2 separate regions of the Homo sapiens genome follow, and region 1 is linked to region 2. The links are chromatin contacts, found by POLR2A ChIA-PET in ENCODE. All regions are on one chromosome and are shown on one strand. The core of a region is the stretch at or near the end of the contact, and the rest is flanking DNA. Distances in the headings are between cores, read along the strand shown.

Region 1 (4,022 bases), core at 361-2,860, 42 kb before region 2:
GGCCCACCATTCTGCCAGGAAGTGCCGGGCCAAACACAAGCAGAGGATGCTGGAAGAGAGAAAAGCTGCAAAAGAGGCCACCGCTGCCGCCTCCTGAGGCAGCTGTGGATGCCCCTGCTGTATGGCTGTGCTTGACTGTCTCTGTGTTGCTGAAATAAAACCCTGCAACCTGGAATAAAAAAATGAGTAAGAGGCAGGGCAAGGTGGCCCAGGCCTGTAATCCCAGCACTTTCGGAGGCTGAAGTAGGCGGATCTCTTGAGCTTAGGAATTTAAGACCAGCCTAGGCAACATGTCAAAACCCCATCTCTACAAAAAAATATGAAAATTCGCCAGGTTCAGTGGTGCATGCCTGTAGTTCCATCTACTCGAGAGGCTGAGGTGAAAGGATCGATTGAGCCTGGGAGGCGAGGCTGCAGTGAGCTGTGACTGAACCACTGCACTCCAACCTGGGCAAGGGAGTGAGACCCTGTCTCAAAAAAAAAAAAAAAAAAGAATGAACAAGATTGATATCTACTCATCTGAAGGTATTTTTCACAGTGTATTTATTGTTAGGTGAGCAAAACAAATAGCAGAGAATTGTATACGGTATGATCCAATTTTTGTCAAATAGTGACAAAAAGGAATGACAACCTTTATGTGTGAATATGTTTGAATGAACAAGGAGAAAAGCAGTTTTCAATAGCTGGTACCCAGGCTCCAGGCATAGGGAAAGGAACTGAAAGGATGTAAGAAAAAAGCAGTTTTAAAGAAAGCACTTACAAATAAGCACAAAAATGCATGCATCTGTGTAGTTATTGCAGGTTATCACGTAAAAGTAAAATTAAAACATCCACAAACCGTTAAAGGTCAACTTTAGAGTTTTAAAGTAATTGTGGTACAAACACACTTTGAAATTTCTCCTGCCTGTAAATGAAGACAGAAGAATGTGAGGGGAGGAGGGACCTGAGCGGGGGAGGGACAGGAGGGAGGGAGGAACCTGAGTGGGGGAGGGACCTGAGGGAGGGAGGGACACGAGGATAGGAGGGACCTGAGAGGGGGAGGGACCTGAGGGGGGAGGGACATGAGGGGGTGAGGGACACAGCGGTGGGGGAACACAAGCTGAGGAGGGATAGGAGGTTGGGAGGGACCTGAGGGGGAGGAAGACACGAGGCGGGGAGGGACCTGAGATGGGGAGGGACATGAGGAGGGGAGGGACCTGTGATGGGGAGGGACATGAGGAGGGGAGGGACCTGTGATGGGGAGGGACATGAGGAGGGGGAGGGACCTGAGAGGGGGAGGGACACAAGGGGAGGAGGGACACAAGGGGAGGAGGGACACAATAGGGGGAGGGACATAAGGGGAGAGGGACATGAGTGGGGGAGGGACAGGAAGTGTGGAGGGACGTGAAGTGGGGGGACCTGAGGGGGGAGTTCTGACTGAGGAGGAGGAGCACAGGGTCCCAGTTGAGGGGAAGGACAGTTAAAGACAGAAAACAGGTTTTCTCCTTTTCCTTTCTCCTCCTCCCTTTTCTCTTCACCTCCTCCCCTCCTTTCTTTCTCCCCCTCTGCACCCTCCCCTCTTCTTCCTGCCCTCTTTCTCTCCCTCCTCCTCCTCCAGGAAACTCTGCCTGGCTGAGTGGGATCTGTTCTTTACCCAGGGCGTGTCTGTCTCCAGGGAGCTGATGAGCCTCTAGGGAGAGGGCAGGCCAGGTCTCACTCCTCCTCCTGCCCTTCCCAGGATCTGTGAGATAAGTGACATGTCATCCAAGGTCACAAAATTTATTAACCCAAAAAACAGGCCTAAGATCCCACTCCCCCCAACCCACAGGCCCAAGCCACTGCATCAGGTGGCTGGAAGACATCAACGTGGGCAGATGTTCTGACTGATCAGAAACCCCTGCGGCAGGAATTGCTCTGCGGGCCTCTCATAAATGGAAGGCACCCCCAGTCCCGCCTCCCTGGGAGCCCATTGCTGAGTTTTCATTTTCCTGCTGGGAGGGCTCAGGGAGCACTGGGTCCTGGCACTTTGTGCCTCAGAGACGCTTCCAAACAAGCTGCCTGGTCCTTTGACCACATGGTGGCTGCCCGGGAACACCGGTTGGCTTCCTCTACCTCTCCGTACCCTTCCTCTGGCCACAGTATGTCTCCCCAAGGGCTACTAGGATGGAGGGTGCCTGGTGGGGGGCGGGTACCCTGCCAAGGCCTGCTCCCCACCCACCGTGGCCTCTGCCTGCGAGAACTCAAAGGGGTTACAGAAGTCTGCAGGGGTCCCCGGGAGAGTCTCCAACACCCCTTCCCCATGCTCTTGAGCTCAGCGGATGCCCCGTTTGTTTATTTGCATGAGCTAGAAACTTGGGACTCAATCCTGACAATTCCTTCTCTTTCATCCCATGGGAATTCATGGCCAAGCCTTGCCCTTTTCATCTCCCAAATGCCCCCCGAGCCCATTCCTCTCTCACCGTCCCTGTCCAAGTTGCCCCCATCTCCTGGCTGGACCCCTGCAGGAGCCCCAGGTGCACCCCTGTTTCTCTTCTGCCTCCCTCCCAGCCAGCTGACTGGGGTTGTCTGGAGTCTGGAGGGGAGGCCAGGGGGTATGGCTCCTTCAACACAGTTTCTCCCAGGCAGCTGGGGCGGAGACCCAGTGCTCCAGGCCATTCTTCACTAACAGCCAGCATGATTGTCCTGAAATAAAAATTGGATCTGTTACTCCCCTTTTTAAACCCTCAAAGGATTCCCAGATGGCTCCTCTGATCAAGACACACCGTCTACCTCTCCCAGCCTCAAGAGGCCAGCCCAGCCCACTCAACTCTCCTGGGAACAGCTCCCTTCCATGCCCCCAGCTCCGTGTTCATCCTTCCAGACCCCAGGCAAGCTCTCAGGAAGCCGTTTTCTCTTCCTTCTTTACCCTTCCCTGTTTCTAATCACGCGTGGGTGAACGTGATCATTTAATTCATGTCTTCCCGTATCGGAATTTGTCATTGTCACAGCACACGCTAATCATTCCAGAATATTTGTTGAATTGAAGGGCTAGCGAATTGCAATCGCATTCAGGTGAAGGCAGTGACCGTGGATACGGGATTGGAAAGATCACGACCCCCAAACTCAGGATTCCAGGAAGGGTTCTTGAAAAGGGGGCCATCTTCATTGACAGCTGAAAGACTAACAGGACGTCTTCAGGCCAGGGCACTGGGGTAGGAGGGGTATTCTTTGCTGGTAGCAGGTGCGAACAAGGCCCTGGCGGCTGGGAGGATAGAACAATAAGTAATCCACAGGAAATGGTGAGAGGGAGATAACACAGAACCGTTGGGCTGGGATCAGGTTACCCGGAGCCTTCAGCTCAAAGCTGAGAAGGCTGGGCTTGGTGCTGTGGGCCACGTGGAATCCTGGAACGCTGATTTTAGCATGGAGAGCCCCTTACTGGTATTCCTAGCACAGGTGCAGTACACAAGCATCATTGCTGGAAGGGACCCAAGCTCATTCAAGCTCAGCCCTTTTACCTGGCAGATGAGAAAGTTGAGAGAGAGAGTGACTTTCTCAAGGTCACACAGCTGACAGCCAGTGTGGTACTCTTTTCTAAACAAAAGAAGGATCATCTCAATCAGGTGTCCACCTGATTTGAGCTCCTCATCATTCTTTCTCCTTGTCACTCCCAACAGCCAACTTTCTTTTTTCTGATGTTGGAAAATAAGTTTGTTCATAAAAGTATTCCTCCTGGCTCCTGCTCTGTTGGCCCTAGCTGCTTAGAAGACCTGGCTTCCCGGCCTAAGTAACTGTATGTACTCACATATAAGGGGACCTGGTTCAGTCCCTCCACTCTGTGTACCTTACTTTCCAGTCTATACTGCTAACCCCAGGCTTCCAGGAGAATCAATGCAGGGAAAGCCCTCTGCCTCGCCAGGCATAATACAGATGAATGTGCAAAGGCCATGTGGCACTCTTGGACTAATAACTTCACCCAGCCAGCGAGGCCCAGAAGTGGCCATGAAGACCCTTTTGGAAACTCTGACAGTAACTCTCCAGGTTAGCCTAGCTAGACATACCTT
Region 2 (4,354 bases), core at 1,141-3,640:
AAGACACAGGCTCCAAGAGAAGTGTTAGGGCAGAATGCCTAGTGCTCTTTTTCACAGCTTGGTGGTTATCTGGGACCTGAGCATAAGTTACCTCTCCCATCACTCTTCTTTGAAATAATCTATCAGTTTAGAAAGTCTCTTTTGCACTGAGAAATAGTGGCATGGTTTTATTTTAAAACTTCAAAGTTAATTTTTTGGCCGGGCTCAGCGGCTCACGCCTGTAACGCCAGCACTTGGGGAAGCCGAGGTGGTCGGATCGCTTGAGGTCAGGAGTTTGAGACCAGGCTGGGCAGCCTGGCGAAACGCTGTCTCTACTAAAAATACAAAAAAATTAGCTGGGCGTGGTGGTGTATGTCTGTAATCCCAGCTACTCAGGAGGCTGAGGTGGAAGAATTGCTCAAACCCAGGAGGCGGGAGTTGGAGTGAGCCGAGATGATCACACCATTGCACTCCAGCTCAGGCGACAGAGTCAAACTCCATCTCAAAACAAACAAACAAACAACAACAACAACAAAAAAATCCCAGAACAAACAAAAAAACTTCAAAGTTTATTTTTGAAGCAAAAATACTTACTGTTTCATAGTAGTCTATATTTTCTACAGAGTATGAAACAATGATCTAGGTTTTAGAGGATCTGTAAACTAGCTCTTGCCTAAAGTCCCTGACATGTACAATCTGTTAGATTGCTGGATACTTTTTGTGGGGGAGGTAGTTTGAGGTTTTCTCCAGTGTGCTAATGTTACAGTTATAACTGACTTACGAAATAACTGCCTTAACTCTTCTTTTCTTTTACCCTAAATGAAATCTTCTTTGTGGTCTGGTTTGACCCTATATGTAGTCTCATTTGACCCTATATGTAGTCTCATTTGACCCTATATATGTAGTGGCGGTAGGAACTAAAACCCTCAGGAAAAGGTGAGTTACTAATATTTGTAGTTTATCTATCAAACAATCTATCAAATTCCAGACTTTCAGTTCAAAATGAGACAGCCACGAAACTGACCAAATGAAACTGCACTTGATATTTTTTTCTGTTCCACACCCCGCACTCATCTGCCTTTACTTACTACCTTTAATCTGTTGATAAAATTGGGAAAAAAACTACATACTGCTGAAAGCAGATTATAAAAATGAAGTTACCAGCTGGGCGAGGTGGCTCATGCCTGTAATCCTAGCACTTTGGGAGGCTGAGGCGGGTGGATCACCTGAGGTTAGGAGTTCGAGACCAGCCTGGCCAACATCGTGAAATCCCATCTCTACTAAAAATACAAAAATTAGCCGGGCATGGTGGTGCACACCTGTAATCCCAGCTAGTCTACTCGGGAGGCTGAGGCAGGAGAATTGCTGGAACCTGGGAAGCAGAGACTGCAGTTAGCTGAGATCGTGCCACTGCACTCCAGCCTGGGCAACAGAGCGAGACTCTGTCTTGAGGAAAAAAAAAAAAAATCACAAGGAACTGAATTATGTTTAGTCCATGAAAAGGAAGATATAAAGAACAGTCTTTGAACAAGTAAAATTCCACCAGAGAGAAGGGCATTCTGGCTCTAACATATATAATAACTTCCCATTCATTAATAGATTCTAGAGGGTGTTAACTGATGTGCTTGCAAGTGGGGAAGAAGCATCATATCATAAACTTGCATTATTGATCCAAATACAAGTGATAACTTTTTCATGTATAAAGGCTTCATGACAAAAAGCTAGATAATTGGCAGAAAACTGGTTGATGATATAGTCAGCATTTCTGAATAAAGAAATGAAGAACATGAGTGGTAACAAGAGCGTTTTCTGACGGTTGAGTCATTGTACTATTTCTTCTTGGATCAGGAAGATACTCATGTAAGAGAGTACACATGATGACTCCGAACAGAAGAACCAAAGTCACAAGATACTGCCACACTTTGAAGAAAATGGCAATTTGCTATAAAATGACACTGGCTCTCTAAGTCTGATAATGTAACAGAAAGACAAACTGTTATATTTCAAATTACATGTGACCTTTACAATGGCCACTGCTCACTAGAGAATTCTGTTCAAAGATTCTAACCCAGTTTAAGATGAATCTTAAGGTTATTTCCTTGCTGTTTCTTTTCAAACCCGTACTTACCTGGCTGATGTTTACATATGACCCATAGGGTTGGTAGTTTCACTAAGCCCAGGATGGGTTCCTGGCAGTGTGGTTGGCGGCTCTGCCGATACGGCAGAAACTTTTTCTTCTTCCCTTCTCTTAAGGCAGGCTGCTTTGGGGTTAAGGTTCCTCTCTAAAACAGGGGGAAAGAATTTTTATCACTATGGTTTTAAGTTATGAATTAGGTCTCAAGCTGAACAAATTGCTGTTGTTTTGTGTAACTTCATTCCCATACTAAGTACCATCACATAGAAGAAACAATGTGCTCACATAAAACCTCAGCATTGAACTGAGCCTCCAGATTTATACTTCTAAGTGACCATCTTGTGTTTTCTTCATTTTTTGCTTATGATTTAGTTTTCTAGGGTTTGATTTGATTTAAATCAAAATGCTACTCTTCACTCAAACATTTTGGCAAATGCTGTTGTTATTAGGCTACCAAGTCTCTTCAATGTCCTACTAAGACACGGTACACTGAATTGACATGAATGCTGACATCTTGTACTTAGAGAGAGACACCTGTGCTTTATCTAAAATGTTACCAGTTCAGAAAAGGATAAAGTAAGAGATATCCTCAGCTATTCCTCTAAAGCAGTGGTCCCCAACCTTTTTGGCACCAGGGACTGGTTTCGTGGAAGACAATTTTTCCATGAACTGGGTGCGGGGGGCTGGGGGGAAGGGGGCAGGGATGGTTTCAGGATGATTTCAGCACATTACATTTATTGTGCACTGTATTTCTATTATTATTACATTGTACTATAAAATGAAATAATTATACAACTCACCATTAAGTCAGTGGGAGCCCTGAGCCTGTTTTCATGAAACTAGATGGTCCCATCTGGGGGTGATGGGACAGAATGACACATCAGGCATTAGATTCTCATAAGGAGCAAGCAACCTAGATCCCAGATCCCTTGCATATGTAGTTCACAATAGGGTTCATGCTCCTATGAGAATCTAATGCTGCCGCTGATCTGACAGGATGTGGAGATGCAAATGATGGGGAGTGTCGGTAAATACAGATGAAGCTTTGCTGGATTGCTCTCTGCTCACCTCCTGCGGTGCAGCCAGCCCGTTCGTTCGTAACAGGCCACTGGTACTGGTCCGTGGCCCAGGGGTTGGGGACCCCTCTTCTATAGGAAATGTGCCAATTCGAGGGAGAAGGATAGATAGGTGGAGCACATCTTACTTTTCTACTTTGATATGTATGTGAAACAAGATGAATGAGTTGGTCTTTCTATTGCTGGAGGTGTTATTAAAAGGGTGGTAAAAACCTCTGCTGCTTCTTATAAAAGATAGCAAACAAGACTGCGTGGGATCTGTGACACGGGCATTTTCAAAAGAGGTTAAAGAATAAGCTGAGAGGTACAAGGATCGCTTGAGCCCAAGAGTTGTCAAGGCTGCAGTGATCGTGCCACTGCACTCTAGCCTGGATGACAGAGCAAGACCCTGTCTCAAAAAAAAAAAAAAAAAGAATAGGGTGCTACTGTGAGAAATAAAGGGAAAGAATATCCATCAGATCAAAAACCCACTGGATCAAAATCTACTTACACACTACTTACTATTCCTGTTGGATTTTTTAAAAAATGAGTTTTAAGCCCAAGATATCCATAGCTTCTGATATAGCTTTTCATTTGATTATAACATATAGTATAGGTTAACAGTTGTTCCACATATTTTTATAAATGGATTAAAAATGCCCTAATGAATATAATATAAAGGGATCATTTGTAATTAGTCTAGAATGAAAATAGTATTTTTTAGAAGTTGTAATATTTTATGTCAGATTTTCTTGAAATGAGGGCATAGCCGATATACCATTAGTACAGCTCCCCTTTTTCCATGTCCCCACCCCACCCCCAACCATTTTTTCAGAGATGGGGTCTCACTACGTTGCCCAGACTTGCCTTGAACTCCTGGGCTGAAAGGATCCTCCCACCTCAGCCTGTCAAAAAGCTGGGACTACCAGCAAGTGCCACTGTGCCGGATTCCCCTTTAAAGTAGGTAAAAGTGTATCTGGATGTATAAATTTCAATACACATTTACAGTTCACATCCAAGTTTTTAAAAAGTAAACAAAAATCTTCATTATGGTAAACTTAGCTGACTCCTGACTATCAGTGATGCATACTAATAAAATTTCATTTTAGAGTTCTAATTTTCTAAGCCCCTGTATTTAGAAAGACATAGAGCCTATACAACTATAAGGAGGATGAATGAAGGAAGA

The links. ChIA-PET counts read pairs that join two places held with the same protein, here RNA polymerase II (POLR2A).
Region 1: POLR2A ChIA-PET joins it to region 2 with 11 read pairs in activated CD4-positive, alpha-beta T cell. The contact joins two enhancer-like sites. POLR2A ChIA-PET finds 5 or more read pairs at or near these places in 3 of 52 experiments (A549, AG04450 and activated CD4-positive, alpha-beta T cell).

Annotation. Positions count from the first base shown.
Region 1 is chr15:57,321,544-57,325,565 of GRCh38, reverse strand. LINC01413 (long intergenic non-protein coding RNA 1413) reads right to left here. Exons shown (of 5, transcript NR_120337.1): 3 at 2,439-2,661; 4 at 1,634-1,720; 5 at 527-716. It also overlaps the pseudogene NDUFB10P1. Among named protein-coding and RNA genes, the nearest start is that of LINC01413, 4.4 kb to the right of the region's middle. RefSeq lists an enhancer at 1,553-2,060. Within about 2 kb of position 1,610, at least 8 of the 41 ENCODE cell types and tissues checked have a DNase peak (open chromatin) inside an H3K27ac peak, as active enhancers do.
Region 2 is chr15:57,280,352-57,284,705 of GRCh38, reverse strand. It overlaps TCF12 (transcription factor 12), which reads right to left. Exons shown (of 21, transcript NM_207037.2): 20 at 2,108-2,261. The coding sequence ends at 2,119. Among named protein-coding and RNA genes, the nearest start is that of SNORD13D, 3.9 kb to the right of the region's middle. Within about 2 kb of position 2,390, at least 2 of the 41 ENCODE cell types and tissues checked have a DNase peak (open chromatin) inside an H3K27ac peak, as active enhancers do.